2 separate regions of the Homo sapiens genome follow, and region 1 is linked to region 2. The links are chromatin loops, found by intact Hi-C in ENCODE. Cell type or tissue: B cell. All regions are shown on one strand. Links, peaks and the distances in the headings refer to the core of each region. The heading gives the core; the rest is flanking DNA. Region 1 overlaps XRCC1 (X-ray repair cross complementing 1). Region 2 holds the start of ZNF428 (zinc finger protein 428).

Region 1 (5,366 bases), core at 132-5,131, 57 kb after region 2:
CTGTGGGTTTGATTAAATTAAGGATCTTGAGATGGGGAGAGTGCCCTGGATTATCTGGTGGGCCTCACGTAACCCCCAGAGGCCTTATAAGGGAAAGAGGGAGGCAAGAGAGCTGGAACCAGAGCTGTGAAGATGCAAGCAGAGCCTGGAGTGATGCCAGCGCTTTCAGCAGCTTTGAAGACGAGGAAGGGACTGTGAGCCAAGGAAGGCAGGTGGCCTCGAGAAGCCGAAGATGCAAGGAGACACGTTCTCCTCTAGTGCTCCCGGAAGGAAGGAATGCAGCCCTGCCGCATCTAGATTTTAGCCCTGTAAGGCCGAGTTTCAGACTTTTGACCTCCAGATCTGTAAGATATTAAATTTGTGTGTTTTTTTTTTGTTTTTTTGAGACGGAGTTTCGCTCTTCTTGCCCAGGCTGGAGTGCAGTGGTGTGATCTCGGCTCACTGCAACCTCCGCCCCCCCGGTTTAAGCAATTCTCCTGCCTCAGCCTCCTGAGTAGCTGGGATTACAGGCATGCGCCACCACGCCTGGCTAATTTTGTATTTTTAGTAGAGACGGAGTTTCTGCATTTTGGTCAGGCTGGTCTCGAACTCCCTACCTCAGGTGATCCGCCTGCCTCAGTCTCCCAAAGTTCTGGGATTACAGGCGTGAGCCACTGCGCCTGGCCAAATTTGTGTTTTTAGCCACAAAGTTTGTGCTAATTTGTACAACAGTAACAGGAAACTCATACACCAAGCACCTGGCACATGGTGAGAATCCGAAAATGTTAGCCATGATGATCCTCTTGTGACAGATGGGACACCCAGGCAAGCAGCAGAGAAGGGGCTCAACAGGGCCACTTGGTAAGGGAGGACAGAGCCAGAGTTACTGCTTAATAACTCTTGAGTAGTAACTTCTGCAAACGGTTGCTGGGCGCCTGTTCTGCGTCTGTCTGTACATCCATTGGGAATGCAGTAGAGGCCTGCTGTGTTAATGATATTCGCAGCTGACATTTATGTAGTGTTTGCTCGGTGCCAGGCAGTATTCCAGGCACTTGGTATGTTATTTCTCATTCTTGGTATGGATTTGAATGTTCTCAACAACTTTATGAGATAGACGTTGTTATTGTCCCCATTTCATAGGTTCGAAAACTGAGGCACAAGGGGTGAAATGAAACCATTTGCTCCAGGATCACACAGCAGGAAATCAGCAGAGCTGGGAAGGACCAGACACTGTTCTTGGCCTTGGGGACACAGTAGGGAACAACTCAGACGATACTGTCCTTGCTCTTGTGGAGCTTAAAAGTCTGGCGGGAGAGACAGATGCTAGACAAATACAAACAAAAAAGATGTAACTGTGTAACACCAGGCAGTAATCATGAAGAAAAGTAAAGTCGGGTAGGGAGATAGAGAGTGGCACCAGGTAGGGGGCGAGGTAGGTTACTTATGGTCTGAAGTGACATCTGAGTGGGCACCTGAAGCACAGAAGGCAAACTTTTACCCAGCTATGGATATGTTTGAGGGAAGAGTGGTCTAGGCAGGGGGATTGGCAGGTGCAGAGGCCCTGAGGTGGGAAGGAGCCAGACTGTTCTTGGCACAGAAGGGAGGCCGTTGTGGCTGGTGGAAAGTCACCAAGCCTGGCCTGGGGAGCAGTCAGACTGGGACTTCTTGTTATTGTTGTTTTTGTTGTTGTTGTTGTTTTTGAGACAGAGTCTCACTCCATCGCCCAAGCTGGAGTGCAGTGGCACAATCTCGGCTCACTGCAACCTCTGCCTCCCGGGTTCAAGTGATTCTCCTGCCTCAGCCTCCCCAGTATCTGGGATTACAGGCGCTCACCACCATGCCCGGCTAATTTTAATTTTCATATTTTTAGTAGAGACAGGGTTTCACCATGTTGGCCAGGCTAGTCTCAAACTCCTGACCTCAAGCGATTCACCTGTCTCAGCCTCCCAAAGTGCTGGTATTACGGGTGTGAGCCACCACACCTGGCCCAGACTGGGACATCTCATGAGCCCAGGCAGCACTGTACACTGCCCAGGGCCCAGGGCTGGGAATGGCGGTGGAGGCAGGGGAGTCAGCAGGAGGTCTGCCGGCCTCAGCCTTAGGCAGGCCCTTCCTCCAGCACCATCTTCCTCCTCTAGCACGTCAGTGGTGTGATGGAGGAGCACGCGTGGACTGTTGCCAGCCTGCCTGGGTTCCGGTCCGGCTTTGCCACCCACCAGCTGTGAAGTTACATAACCACTTCCTGCCTCCGTTTGCTCATGTGTAAGATGGAGATAATTATAGCAACTGCCTGGCAGAGCCATTGCAGGAGAGTAGATACATGTATTATTAGCAGGAGTCTGGCACACCAGGAGCGCTCAGTGCACTCGGATGTTGGCCGCAGTTGTGGTTATAGTTGTTAATTCTGTGTCATCTCAACTTCCTTCAGAGGGAGGGTAAGTTTTTTTTTGAAGACAAGGTCTCATCACTCTGTCGCCCAGAGTACAGTGATGCGAACATGACTCACTGCAGCCTTGACCTCCCCAGGCTCACGCGATCCTCCTTCCTCAGCCTCCTGAGTAGCTGGGACCACAGGTATGTGCCACCATGCCTTGCTAATTTTTGTAATTTTTGTAGAGACAAGGTCTGGCTATGTTGCCCAGGCTGGTCTTGAACTCCCAGCCTCAAGTGATCCTCCCACCCCAGCCTCCCAAAGTGCTGGTTATAGAGACGTGAGCCACTGCGCCTGGCCAAGGAGGGAGGGTTGTTAATGACCATCTTCCCTTTTTGCATGTGAGGAAACTGCCTCACAGAGACGTTGAATACGTCACCCAAGGTTGTGCAGGTTGGAAATGGCATTGCTGTATTTGAGCCCAGGCCTACCTCACCCCAAGTCCAGGCTCCCTCCTTCCATACAGTGGTGTTCCTGTTGATAGCAGTGTGCAGGTGATGTCTAGATGATCTGACAGGGAGGCAACAGAGCAGATTGGAGCATCTGTCATCACCAGGGGTGGGAGAGGGCAGTGTAGGGTGGACTAGGTACCTTGGTTTTTTTTTTTTTTTTTTTTGTGACAGAGTCTCGCTCTGTCACCCAGGCTGGAGTGCAGTGGCATGATCTCTGCTTACTGAAACCTCTGCCTCCTAGGTTCAAGAGATTCTTGTGCCTCAGCCTCTTGAAGAGCTGGGACTACAGGCATGTGTCACCATGCCCGGCTATATTTTATATTTTTAGTAGAGAAGGGGTTTTGCCATGTTGGCCAGGCTGGCCTCAAGTGGTCCACTGCCTTGGCCTCGCAGAGTGCTGGATTTACAGGCTTGAGCCACTGCACCTGGCCCAGGTACCTTTGAGAGTTGTAATAATGCGTCATTCTAGGATCCTAATAAAAGAGCCCCAAACTGGAAGGCAGGACACTTGCCTCAACCTAACTGCCTCCCGTGCCCGCATGGCCCGCACGGCTTTCTGCATCTTCATCTGTCAGACAGGAATGGCAGATCCTTTGAGATGAGCCCTCCTATAGGTAGCTCTTTTCTTCTTTCAACAAATAGTTGTCTAGCACTGACTAATAATACCTCCTGACTGACAGCAGATAATTGCCTACTCTTCGCCATGCCCTGTGGCCATTATTTATGTGCATGATCCTAGATATGGTGGTCATTCCCATTTTACAGATGAGAAAACTGAGGCTCCAAAAGGTTAACTGGTATGGTCATACAGCTAGTGTGCAGCACAGCTGGGATTCAAACCCAGGAACCAGCGGTGAGCAAGATCGGACAAAGCCCCTGCCCTCAGGGAGGTTTCCTGGAGTCCTCTGCGATTGTGGGTGAGGGGTGACATGTGCTGTTTGTCTGCATGATGATTTGAATAAAGTTATAACTCTGGCAAGTGCTTATCAAGGAGAGCTCTATGGCAGTGTGTGATAAGCTGACCTGGTGGAGTCTGGAGAGGTCAGGGAAGCAGGTATGTGTGAGGTGGGCGCGTATGCATTCATTCAGTGACTATTTTGTGAGTTTCTGCTCCATGCCATACCCTGTGCTGCATGGAGGGGACACATGGCACCATTCAACCCTGGTGTGCCCCCTCACAGAATTGACATTACAGGGACATGGTGATCCAAAGGAGATTCATCCTGAGGTCCCACAGTGAGCCCAGAGGCAGAGCAGGCACTGACAGTGGCCTCTCTCTCTGCCCACAGTTGGAGAAGGAGGAGCAGATACACAGTGTGGACATTGGGAATGATGGCTCAGCTTTCGTGGAGGTGCTGGTGGGCAGTTCAGCTGGAGGCGCTGGGGAGCAAGACTATGAGGTAAGCAGGGCTATGAGATGGATCCCATACTGACCTCTGCCCCTCATGCTCGCATCACCGTCTCCCCCAGGGGCTGGGGCTGGGAAGACATGGGGCAGATGTGAGTCACACCTGATTGCTGCCCTCTGGAGGATCACCCAGTGTACGGAGGAGACAGAAGGCAGACACAGGGCGGTAAACTGCACATCAGGGAAGAGAGCAAGTTTGGATCATGGCTTAAAATGACACAAATGTATTATTCGACTGTTCTGGAGGTCAGAAGTCTGAAATCACTCTCACTGGGCTAAAATCTAGGTGTAGGCAGAGCCCTGTTCCTTCTGGAGGCTCTAGGGGAGAATCCATTTCCTTGCCTATTTCAGCTTCTAGAGTCCATCTGCCCTCCTCAGCTTGTGACCCTTCCTTCATCAAAGCCAGCACTCCTGTCACTCTAACGCCTGCTTCCACTTCCATTGTTACTTCTCCAACTCTGACTCTCTTGCCTTCTTTTTTTCTTTTTCTTTTTTTTTTTTTGAGACGGAGTCTCGCTCTGTCGCCCAGGCTGGAGTGAGTGCACTGGCGCGATCTCAGCTCCTTGCAACCTCTGCCTCCCGGGTTCAAGCTATTCTTCTGCCTCAGCCTCCCGAGTTGCTGGGACTACAGGTGCCCACCACCACGCCCGGCTAACTTTTTTTTTTTGTATTTTTAGTAGAGACGGGGTTTCACCATATTGGCCAGGCTGGTCTCGAACTCCTGACCTCGTCATCTGCCCGCCTCAGCCTCCCAAAGTGCTGGGATTACAGGCGTGAGCCACTGCGCCTGGCCTTCTTTTTCTTTTGTTCATTTTTTTTTGAGACAGGGTTTCATTTCCGTTGCCCAGGCTGGAGTACAGTGGCGTGTTCTCAGCTCACTGCAACTTCTGCCTCTGAGGTTCAAGTGATTCTCCCACCTCAGCCTCCCAAGTAGCCAGGGCTACAGGTGCACACCACCACTCCTGGCTAGCTTTTGTTATTTTTTATAGAGAGAGGGTTTCACTGTGTTGCCCAGGCTGGTCTCAAACTCCTGGGCTCAAGTGATCCACCCACCCCAGCCTCCCAAAGTGCTAGGATTACAGGCATGAGCCACCAC
Region 2 (5,366 bases), core at 156-5,155:
AGTCTTGTCTTTTTGATAGCGACTGAGCTACCCCATTCCATGGCCCGGACCCTTACCCTGGCTTCCCCCTACCCCAGACATTAGTCTCCAAGGGAACTTTGAATTAAAGTTAAACTCTCAAAACCTTTGCCTAGCTCCCCATCACCTTTAGACCAAGTCAAAGCTCTTTAGTCTGGCATCCCAGGCCTCTCATTCATTCATGTACATTTTAGATGTATTATTCTAACTTTAAAAAATAACCTCTTACGATGTGCCAGGTGCTGCTCAAAGTTCTAGAGTCCATGGTGAATAAAACAGGCAAATGTTAAGTGTTAAAGACAGCGCTACACTAATCTGAAATCTGATCCTGCTCTAAGCATTGAGAACCCAAAGTGAAAAAGGGCGACTCCATTCTTACCCTCATGAAGCTTTCATGAGGAAAACACTCAAAACAAGGAAGCAAAGAAAGTTCAGATTGTGATAAGAACTATTAATATAAATGCAGAGTATGGTGATGTGGTATGCCATTGTCATTATGGAAAACTTCAAACCCACAGGAGTAGACAGGACAATAACGTCCCATGTACTCTTTTTTTTGAGACCAAGTCTCGCTCTGTCGCCCAGGCTGGAGTGCAGTAGCGCCATCTCGGATCACTGCAAGCTCCGCCTCCCGTGTTCACGCCATTCTCCTGCCTCAGCCTCCCGAGTAGCTGGGACTACAGGCGCCTGCCACCACGCCCGGCTAATTTTTTTTTTTTTTTTTTTGTATTTTTAGTAGAAATGGTCTAGGATGGCCAGGATGGTCTCGATCTTCTGACGTGATCCGCCCGCCTCGGCCTCCCAAAGTGCTGGGATTACAGGCGAGACCCAGAGTCTCGCTGGGTGGCCCAGGCTGGAGTGCAGTGGCTCAATCTCGACTCAATGCAACCTCTGCCTCCAGGGTTCAAGTGATCTTCGTGCCTCAGCCTCCCAAGTAGCAAGGATTACAGGCACCCCCCATAACCCCTGGCTAATTTTTGTAGTTTTAATAGAGGCAGGGTTTCACCATGTTGCCCAGGCTGGTCTCAAGCTCCTGACCTCAGGTGATACACCAGCCTCGGCCTCCCAAAGTGCTGGGATTACGGGCGTGAGCCACCGCGCCCAGCCCCATGTACTCTTCATGCCAGTTACAACCACCACCAACTCATGGCCAATCCCGATTTATCCATAACTCCAGTCAAATGTGTAAGTGCTATTATGGAGAGATCAGGAAAAGCCTCTCAGATTGACATCTGTACCAAGATATGAATGGTGAGCACAAGAGTAGGTATTCAAAGGTCAGAGGGAAAAGCATTTTCAGGCGGAGGGAACGGCAAGAGCAGAGGCCCGAGCTGGTAAAGAGTTTGGGGTAAGGTGGAGCTGGACAGAAATGGAGGGAGGAGGAAGTAGGTGGGGTCAGAAAGATAAGCACGGCCAGACCAGGTGTATAGCCCTGAGGCCATGATAAAGATTTTTGGATTTTTTTTTTTTCCTAATGGGATCCCTTTGGGGGAGTTTTAAGCCAGAATGTGACAAAGTCACTTACAGGAAGACTGGAATGTAGCCATAGTTGAACTCTAACATCGTCTATAGAACCATTTCCCGTCTCCAGTTAGGTTCTAGGCATACTAAGCTGCTCTTGCTTCCTCAATCAAAACATGCGCTTCTATTTTTTTTTTTTTTTTTTTGGCCTCTGGGCCTTGGCGCTTGCAGTTCATTCTGCCAGACCCATTCCCATTCTAGTTGGCTCCTATTCGTACTTGGCTTAAGGATCACCACCTCCTGGAAGTCTTTCTAGAACCAGAGGCCGGGGCAAGCGCCTCTTAGGCTCCCACAGCCCCCTGTGTTCCTCACTCCAGGTCTGACCTTCTGGGTAGTAGTTGTCTAATTAGGTGCGTATCTCCTTCGACTGGGGTGCCGTGAGTACAGGAGTATGGTTCACTGCAGAAACCACAGAATCCGCCAGCATGGGGCCTGACACCTAGGAGATCAATAAACCTTTATCCTGGTTGGGAGGGGTCCTGGCCCTCGTGCCCTCTCTCAGGATGCAAACTGATCCCCTACGAAGACAAGGCTACCCACTTCGCGTCAGTCTGCAGTCCCTGCGCGCATGCGCTTTGCTCAGGTTGCCCCCGCCATATGCTAATCACTGCGCTCTGGAGTAAGGCCCCTCCGGGGAATATGCAAATCACTCCTTCCAGTGCGGGAGGCCTTTCATTGTCCCGCGCTAGGATTATGCAAATAAGCAGGCCTCGGGCCCAGGATCCAGTCCGAACTAGCGCCCTCCACCCCCAGCGCATCCCAGTTTTGTAAGGCGCGTTCCTGCCCCGCACACGCACGCGCGAACCCTTCAGCTTCTTGTTCCTTTGGGCCGCGGGCTGTACCAAGTAAACCCAGGCAGCGAGGGGCAAAGCACGGCGCCCCCCGCGCGGGTCTCGTCGACGGCCCGACGCGCATAGCCCCTCTTCCCACAGCGCTACAGGACTAGTCCGTCTCGCCGCGCAAGCGCCCTAGGCTCTTCACGCCCCCTGCGCGCTGTCCTACCCTACTTGCGACGCAGGCGCAGAGGCTGGGCGTGCAGCCGCCGCCGCAGAGCCGGAGCGGGGGCCGCCGGCGCCGGTGAGTGTCCCGGGCAGGGGTGCGCGAGGCATGCCGGGAAGCGGGCGCTACGGCCCCGCTGCATGATGGGAGCGACGACTCCCGTCACCGGGGAGCCGGCGGTCTGGGGCCGTGGTGACCCGAGGGCTTCTTTTTCTCCCCCTACGCGTTTGTGCCGCCCTGGGGCATCCTGGGAGAACCGAGCGCTCCGCCTTGAAGCGCTGTGGGAGTCGGTCCGCTAGTCGTAGGCCTGGTGCATCCTGGGAAAGAGTGTCCCAGATCCTTGTCGAGACCGGTTCCTTTTATCCCACACCTGCCGCTGACCGTCCTGGAGGCTTGGAGCGCTTCCACACGGGGAGTCTGGGAAGGTGGTCGCTATAGGCCTAAGGCATCCTGGGAAGAACTGCCACAACGAATTGTGGGAACTGGCCGTTATTGTCCCGTAGTGGAAGGTTTTGCCCTGGTCTCTTTGCTCGAGCATTGGAACGGGTGCCTATTGTGTTCACGCGGGGCATCTTGGGAATTGACTGCTATAGGCCCAGGGCATTGTGGGGTCTCCAGCACTGTGTTTGCCTTTCAGTTTGGCTGCCATAGGCGTGGTAGGAGTGGGACTTGTGAACCAAGGGATGGCCCTACCTGACGTCTGGAATACTCTGGAAGGGGCCTTGTGTGACGTGGGCTTGGAAAAGTGTAGGCTGATGGGCATTGTCTCCTGGTAACTTCAGGGAATGTCTTGATTGTCCCAGGTGTGTGGTTGCCGTATAAAATATACAATGTCTAGTTAAATTTGAATTTCAGATAAACAATTATATCCAAAAGATACAACCTTTTAGAAAAGTATGTCCCAAATATCACATGGAACATAGCTATATTAATTCTTTGGGCTAGTTGCAGTGATACCAATACTTTGGGAGGCTAAGGCAGGAGGATCGCTTGAGACCAGGAGTTCAAGACCAGCCTGGGCAATATAGTGAGACCCCCGTCTCTACAAAAAAAAAAAAAAAAAAAAAAAGTAAAAATTAAGCCTGGCATGGTGGCGCATACCTGTAGTCCCAGCTGCTCTCCTAGGGGCTAGTAGGGTACCTTGAGCACAGGAGTTTGAGGTTACAGTGAGCTAACCTCCCAACCTGGTTATGGGGGAGTACATGAGTTAAGGCCTGGAAGCCCCTTTCCTACAGATCACCCTACTGCACTCCAGCCTGGGCAACTGAGCGAGACCCTGTCTCTTAAAAAATATAAATAAGTAGGCTGGGCGCGGTGGCTCACGCCTGTAATCCCAGCACTTTGGGAGGCCGAGGCGGGTGGATCACGAGGTCAGGAGATCGAGATCATCCTGGCTAACACGGTGAAACCCCATCTCTACTAAAAATACAAAAAATAGTCGGGCGTGGTGGCAGGCGCCTGTAGTCCCAGCTACTCGGAAGGCTGAGGCAGGAGAATGGCGTGAACCCAGGAGGCGGAGCTTGCAGTGAGCCGAGATCGTGCCACTGCACTCCAGCCTGGGCGACAGAGCAAGACTCCGTCTCAAAAAAAAAAAAAAAAAAAAAAAAAAAGCCGGGCATGGTGGCACGCGCCTGTAGTCCCAGCTACTTGGGAGGCTGGGGCAGGATAATCGCTTGAACCCAGGAGGCAGAGGTTGCAGTGAGCCGAGATCGCGCTACTGCGCTCCAACCTGGGCGACAGAGTGACACTCCGTCCCAAAAAAGAAAATTAAATAAATAAATAAATAAGGGCCAGGTGTGGTAGCTCATGCCTGTAATCCCAGCACTTTGGGAAGTGGGAGGCCAAGGCAGGAGGATTGTTTGAGCCAGGAATTTGACAGCAGCCTTCGCAACATAGTGAGACACCATCTCCGCAACAAAAACCCAAAAACAAACAAAAAAATTAATTGGATGTCTTCTGTTTTTATTTGCTAAATCTGGCAATCTTATCTTGGTATAAAGTAGAATTCCCAAATTAGATGGGGCCCTGTAGGCAATAGGGTATCATTAGAATTCTCCTCTGCCAATTATGAAATCTGTCTTTAAAAGCCAAGATTTAGGTGCTTTCTTTAGGAAGTTGCCCTGCCAATGATGCCAATGGTCCTTTGCCCCAGCCACCTCCAGGTTTCAATCTGAAGCTTTTCTCTTTAGTCCCCAGCATTAAACTTGACATCCAGACTTTGAAGGGACCATGTATTTTCCACCATTGTATCCCCAGTGCATGGGCCTTGGCATGTAAGAGATATAGCTGAGGCTGCATCAACTGGCCCTGCTTGGTTCTCTACTGTCAGGGAGTACAGTGGAAGACAGTAGTGGTGTGTGTGTGTGGTGGGGTTGGTGGGGGGCGGGGGCGGTCCGTTGGTGAAGAGGGAGAGAGAGAAGTCACAGAAGGCTTCCTGGCAGAGGCAGTATTTCAGCGGGCAAGAAGTATAGAGGTTCTTATGTTTGTGGTGGGCTTTGAAGGGTGAAAAGGAGTTCTCCAGGCCAAAAAGGGGGAAGGAGGGCTGGGCGTGGTGGCTCTTGCCTGTAATCCCAGCACTCTGGGAGGCCAAGGTAAATGGATCACCTGAGGTCAGGAGTTTGAGACCAGCCTGGCTGACATAATGAAACCCTGTCTCTACTAAAAATACCAAAAAATTAGCCGGGCATGGTGGTGGTGGCTGCCTGTAATCCCAGCTACTAGGGAGGCTGATGCAGGGTAGAGGTTGCAGTGAGCTGAGATCGCGCTACTGTACTCCAGCCTGGGCAACAAAGTGAGACTCCATCTCAAAAAAAAAAAAAAAAAGGAGG

What was found. Peaks named below come from ENCODE experiments on the same cell type or tissue, not always from the same donor. Only the 100,000 strongest peaks of a DNase experiment are listed, where the experiment ranks them.
Region 1: it touches region 2 in a loop (8-fold over the local background); 15 of 110 quality-filtered maps call a loop at or near these places.

Annotation. Positions count from the first base shown.
Region 1 is chr19:43,559,806-43,565,171 of GRCh38, reverse strand. XRCC1 (X-ray repair cross complementing 1) reads left to right here. Exons shown (of 17, transcript NM_006297.3): 3 at 4,152-4,262. Among named protein-coding and RNA genes, the nearest start is that of XRCC1, 13 kb to the left of the region's middle. RefSeq lists an enhancer at 1,587-2,087. In B cell, for the core only: no CTCF peak of the experiment used is centred there; DNase peaks (open chromatin) are centred at 901, 1,261, 2,231, 2,741 and 2 weaker places; H3K4me3 peaks cover 896 bases; H3K27ac peaks cover 4,821 bases.
Region 2 is chr19:43,616,808-43,622,173 of GRCh38, reverse strand. It overlaps ZNF428 (zinc finger protein 428), which reads left to right and starts at 2,545. Exons shown (of 3, transcript NM_182498.4): 1 at 2,545-2,616. LOC105372411 (a long non-coding RNA gene) reads right to left here and starts at 3,113. Exons shown (of 4, transcript XR_001753942.2): 1 at 2,542-3,113. RefSeq lists a silencer at 2,492-2,731 and an enhancer at 2,536-3,186. In B cell, for the core only: no CTCF peak of the experiment used is centred there; DNase peaks (open chromatin) are centred at 2,133 and 2,503; H3K4me3 peaks cover 1,872 bases; H3K27ac peaks cover 2,064 bases.